Regions from separate parts of the Homo sapiens genome. Here region 1 is linked to region 2. Evidence: read pairs that join two places in POLR2A ChIA-PET (ENCODE). Cell type or tissue: B cell. All regions are shown on one strand. Links, peaks and the distances in the headings refer to the core of each region. The heading gives the core; the rest is flanking DNA. Region 1 has its middle 9.4 kb from the start of BCL9L. Region 2 has its middle 36 kb from the start of DDX6.

Region 1 (2,913 bases), core at 314-2,813, 110 kb after region 2:
CGGGGCACAGTGGCTTACGCCTGTAATCCCAACACTTTGGGAGGCCGAGGTGGGTGGATCACTTGAAGTCAGGAGTTTGAGACCAGCCTGGCCAACATGGTGAAACCCCGTCTCTACTAAAAATACAAATATTAGGCAGGCGCGGTGGCTCATGCCTGTAATCCCAGCACTTTGGGAGGCCAAGGCAGGCAGATCACGAGGTCAGGAGATTGAGACCATTCTGGCCAACATGGCGAAACCCTGTCTCTGCTAAAAATACCAAAAAAAAATTAGTTGGGTGTGGTGATGCACGCCTGTAGTCCTAGCTACTCGGGAGGCTGAGGCAGGAGAATCACCTGAACCCAGGAGGCAGAGGTTGCAGTGAACCAAGATCGTGCCACTGCCCTCCAACCTGGGCTACAGAATGAGACTCCATCTCAAAAATAGGCCAACCTATTCTAACTCCTAAGGCATTTGTAATCTCAGCTCTGAAATCCCAAATCAGGAAGTGTTTTTAAAAGACATAGCTCTGCCGGGCACGGTGGCTCATGCCTGTAATCCCAGCACTTTGGGAGACCTAGGCGGGTAGATCATGAGGTCAGGAGTTTGAGACCAGCCTGGCCATTATGATGAAACCCTGTCTCTACTAAAAATACAAAAATTAGCCAGGCATGGTGGCATGCACCTGGGAGGCTGAGGCAGGAGAATCACCTGAACCTGGGAGGCGGAGGTTACAGTGAGCCAAGATCGCACCATTGCACTCCAGGCTGAGTTACAGAGCGAGACTCTGTCTCAAGAAAAAAAAAAAAAAAGACATAGCTCTGAGATAAGGGAATAAGCCCAATGCTTCTGTCTTCCTGTAGGGTCTCACAACCTCAGGAATACATCTGCTTTATCTGCAGGGACTAGGGTGCTGCTTTTTTTTTTTTTTTTTTCCCCAGAGGTGGTTGTCTCACTATATTGCCCAGCCCCAAGTTCTTATCCTTACTAGTCATTGTACAAATAATACAGGTACCTGCCTTCAAGGGGCTTATAAGATGGGGACAGTGAGAGAACAATAAAAGATGCTGAATAGGCCGGGCGCGGTGGCTCACACCTGTAATCCCAGCACTCTGGGAGCCCTAGGCAGGCAAATCACCTGAGGTCAGGAGTTCAAGGCCAGCCTGGCCAACATGGTGAAACCCCATCTCTACTTAAAATACAAAAAAAATTAGCCTGGCGTGGTGATGCACGTCTGTAATCACAGCTACTTGCGAGGCTGAGGCAGGAGAATCGCTTGAACCAGGGAGGCGAAGATTGCAGTGAGCCGAAATCACGCCACTGCACTCCGGCCTGGGAAACAGAGCAAGACTCCATCTCAAAAAAAAAAAAAAAAAAAAGATGCTGAGTAATTAAATCATATGAAGTTTATGCAGTCAGTGCAAATTGCATCCTCAGGTAGACCTGGTGGAGAAAGAGAAAACTGACCTGGAGCTGGAAAGACAGGCCAGGGACAGAGTCACACAGAGGGCTCGGTGAGGGGCAGGGAAAGAGCAAAAGCAGGATTAATGTCAATAGGAAGGGAGTGAATCTCAAAGACCAACTACCTAGTTCAAGTTCTCTTTTTTTGTTTTTTTGTTTTTTTTTTCTGAAACGGGGTCTCACTTCGTTGCCCAGGCTGGAGTGCGGTTGCCACGGCTCACTGCAGCCTCAGCCTTCCTGGGCTTGGGTGGTCCTCTCACCTCAGCCTCCTGCGTAGCTGGGACTACAGGCACGTACCACAACACCCGCTAATTTTTGTATTTTTTGTAGAGCTGGGGTTTTGCCATGTTGCCCAGGCTTGTCTCTAACTCCTGGGCTCAAGCAACCCTCCCTCCTCAGCCTCCCAAAGTGCTGGGCTTATAGGTGTGAGCCACTGTACCCAGCCTTCAAACTCTTTCTGATGGTTACCTCCCTGCCAACATCTCTGGCCAGCAGTGTATTAGCATCTTCTTCTTTTTTTTTTTTTTTTTTTTCTTGAGATGGAATTTTGCTCTGTCACCAGGCTGGAGTGGGGTGGTCTCAGCTCACTGCAACCTCGACCTCCCAGGTTCAAGCAATTCTCTTGCCTCAGCCTCCCTAGTAGCTGGGACTACAGGCGTGCGCCACCATGCCCAGCTAATTTTTGTATTTTTAGTAGAGACAAGGTGTCACCATGTTGGCCAGGATTGTCTTGATCTCTTGACCTCGTGATCCACCCGCCTGGGCTTCCAAAGTGCTGAGATTACAGGCGAGAGCCACGGCCCCTGTCCATCAGCGTCTTCTTGAACACCTTTAGTAACAGGGAGCTTACTGTTACTCCCAAGACAGCTCACTCCGTTTATGGACATCTGTTTTTCCTTCCTCAAAGCTGAACTTCATCTACCAGTGGTCTCCACGGAACTAAACTTCATTTTGAGATAATCTCTTATCTCCTGGTGGTCCGTGCACTACCTTTTGGGGGTGCACACTGTAAATCTAATTCTTCCTCCCCATGATAGCCCTTCAGGTATTTGAGCTTTAGTGGTCCCTACTCTTTCTTTTTTTTTTTTTTTCTGAGACAGAGTCTTGCTCTTGTTGCCCAGGCTGGAGTGCTGTGGCACAATCTCAGCTCACTGCAATCTCCACTTCCTGGGTTCAAGGGATTCTCCTGCGTCACCCTCCCAAGTAGCTGGGATTACAGGCGCCCGCCACCACGCCCAGCTAATTTTTATATTTATAGTAGAGACAGGGTTTCCGCATGTTGGCCAGGTTGGTCTCAAACTCCTGACCTCACGATCCACTCTTTACTTTTGCCTAAACATTCCCAGGTCACAAAACAATGGCTCCCATCATAACACCTGGCCAACTTACAATAAAGCAAGATTATCTGTCTTCTCCTTTATTCCAAATACCATATCTCCAGTAACGTGACTTAACATTGGATTTGCTCCTGGC
Region 2 (2,913 bases), core at 107-2,606:
ATTGTGCTGGGACAACTGGATATCTACATGCAAAAGAAGAAAGTTGGACCCCTTCTTTACACCACATACAAAAACTAACTAAAGTGGATCATAGACCTAAATGTAAAAGCTAAAACTATGAAATTTTTAGAAGAAAACGAGAGTAAATCTTTATGATCTTAAGTCAGAGAAAGTCTTCTTAGATATGACACCAAAAACCCAAACAACAACAAAAATAAATTGGACATCATCAAAATTAAATACTTTTGTGCTTCAAAAGACAGAAACAAGAAAGTGAAAAAACTCACAGAATATGAGAAAATATTTGCAAACCATATATCTGATAAGGGACTTGTATCCAAAATAAATAAAGAGCTCTAACAACTCAACAATAAAAAGATAAATGATCCAATTGAAAAATGGGCAAAAGTCCGGTCTCAGTGACTCAGGCCTGTAATCCCAGCCCTTTGGGAGGCCAAGGCGGGTGGATCACCTGAGGTTGGGAGTTTGAGACCACCCTGACCAACATGGTGAAACCCTATCTCTACTAAAGCTACAAAATTGGCTGGGCGTGGTGGCACATGCCCGTAATCCCAGCTCGTTGGGAGGCTGAGGTAGGAGAGTCGCTTGAACCCAGGAGGCAGAGGTTGTGGTGATCCGAGCTCACCATTCCACTCCAGCCTGAGCAACAAGAGCGAAACTCCGTCTCAAAAAAAAAAAAAAGAAAGAAAGAAAGAAAGAAAAGAAAGAAAAAAAAATGGGGAAAGATTTGAATAGAAATTTCTGCAAAGAAGATATATAAATATTGCTGCCGTAACAAATGTAGTGGCTTAACCCAATACCACTTTATTATCTTACAGTTCTGGAAGTCAGGAGCTCAACATGGGTAGAAATGGAAAGTGACTGCTAATGAGTATAGGGCTCCTTTTTGGGGTGAGGAAAATATCCTAAAATTAATTGTAGTGATTTTTTTGGTAGAGACAATGTTTCATCATGTTGCCCAGGCTGGTCTCAAACTTCTGGGCTCAAGTGATCTGCCTGCTTCCGTGGTTGCACAGCTCTGTAAATAAACTAAAAAACCGTTTTGTATGTACCCCATCTTGGGTTGTTTGGGATTTTCTTGTTTGTTTGTTGTTTTGTTTTGTTTTTGTTTTATTTTGTTTTGTTTTGTGACAGGGTCTCACTTTGTCACCCAGGCACATACAGGCTGGAGTGCAGTGGTACCATCACAACTCACTGAAGCTTCAACCTCCTGGACCCAAGGGATTCTCCCACCTCAGCCTCCCAAGTAGCTGAGACACAGGCATGCGCCACCATACCTGGCTAATTTTGTTAAGAAATGAGGTCTCTCTGTGTTGCACAGTCTGGTCTCCAACTCCAGGGCTCAAGTGATTGCCCCACTTCCGCCTCTCAAAGTGCGGGATTATAGGCATGAGCCACCACACCCAGCCTGTATGTGTACTTTAAATGGGTACATTGCATGGTATGTAAACTACGTCTCAATAAAGCTGTTAAAAAATAACAAATGAGGCCAGACGTGGTGGCTTCTGCCTGTAATCCCAGCACTTTGGGAGGCCAAGGCAGGCGGATCACAAGGTCAAGAGATCGAGACCATCCTGGCCAACATGGCGAAACCCTGTCTCTACTAAAAATACAAAAACTTAGCCAGGTGTGGTGGCACGTGCCTATAGTCCCAGCTACTCGGGAGGCTGAGTCAGGAGAATTGCTTGAACCTGGGAGGTGGAGGTTGCAGTGAGCCAAGACCATGCCACTGCATGCCAGCCTGGGAGACAGAGTCTTACTCTGTCTCAAAAAACAAAAACAAAAACAAATAAACAAAAAAAACAAATGAATGACTCCTAAGTAGGATGCTGTATCAATTTAACAAAAACACACCACAAATGGACTTAAAGAATAAAGGAAATGTATTGGCTCATTTAACTGAAAAGTATAGAGGAAATAAAGACTTTAGGTGTGGTACAGTCAAAACCTCCTTCCCCAGCAGTTGGAGCTCCAACTGTACATGCTGCTACACAGTTGAGGGAGAGTGAAATGGATATTGTGGAGACAACACCCACTATGACCATCCACTATGGTCCTAAGGGCAAAGAGAAAACAGGTGGCTCACGGCTGGGCGCAGTGGCTCATACCTGTAATCCCAGCACTTTGGGAGGTCGAGGCAGGCAGATCACTTGAGTCCAGGAGTTTGAGACTAGCCTGGGAAACATGGCCTGTCTCTATAAAGAATACAAAAAATTTAGCTGGGTGTGGTGGCACACGTCTATAGCACTAGCCTGGGCGACAGAGTGACACCCTGTCTCTACATTTTTTAAATAAATAAATAAATTGAAAAAATATATAGTAAAAAAGAAGAAAACAGAAGGGCAGGCCTGGCATGGTGGCTCATTCCTGTAATCCCGGCATTTTTGGAGGCTAAGATGGGAGGATCACTTGAGACTTTGAGAACAGCCTGGGCAACATATGAAGACCCCATCGCTATAAAAAAATTTTTTTTAATACTTTGGGAGGCCAAGGCAGGCAGATCACTTAAGCCCAGGAGTTTGAGACCAGCTGGGCAACATGGTGAAACCTTGTCTCTACTAAAAAACAAACAAACAAACAAAACAATTTTTTTAATCAAAAAGAAGGGCTAGGCACGGTGGTTTACTCCTGTAATCCCAGCACTTTGGGAGGCCAAGGCAGGCAGATCATCTGAGGTCGGGAGTTGGAGACCAGCCTGGCCAACATGGTGAAACCCCATCTCTACTAAGAATACAAAAATTAGCCAAGTGTGGTGGCATGCGCCTGTAATCCCAGCTATGTGGGAGGCTGAGGTGGGAGGATCACTTGAGCCCAGGAGGCGAAGGTTGCGGTGAGCCAAGATTGCACCACTACACTCCAGCCTGGGTGACAGAGCGAGACTGTGTCTCAAAA

Evidence for each region. ChIA-PET counts read pairs that join two places held together with the same protein. Peaks named below come from ENCODE experiments on the same cell type or tissue, not always from the same donor. Only the 100,000 strongest peaks of a DNase experiment are listed, where the experiment ranks them.
Region 1: POLR2A ChIA-PET joins it to region 2 with 12 read pairs; 8 of 35 experiments call an interaction of 5 or more read pairs at or near these places.

What each region holds. Positions count from the first base shown.
Region 1 is chr11:118,933,916-118,936,828 of GRCh38, forward strand. No RefSeq gene overlaps it. Among named protein-coding and RNA genes, the nearest start is that of BCL9L, 9.4 kb to the left of the region's middle. In B cell, for the core only: no CTCF peak of the experiment used is centred there; a DNase peak (open chromatin) is centred at 1,636; H3K27ac peaks cover 478 bases.
Region 2 is chr11:118,825,919-118,828,831 of GRCh38, forward strand. No RefSeq gene overlaps it. Among named protein-coding and RNA genes, the nearest start is that of DDX6, 36 kb to the left of the region's middle. In B cell, for the core only: no CTCF peak of the experiment used is centred there; no DNase peak of the experiment used is centred there.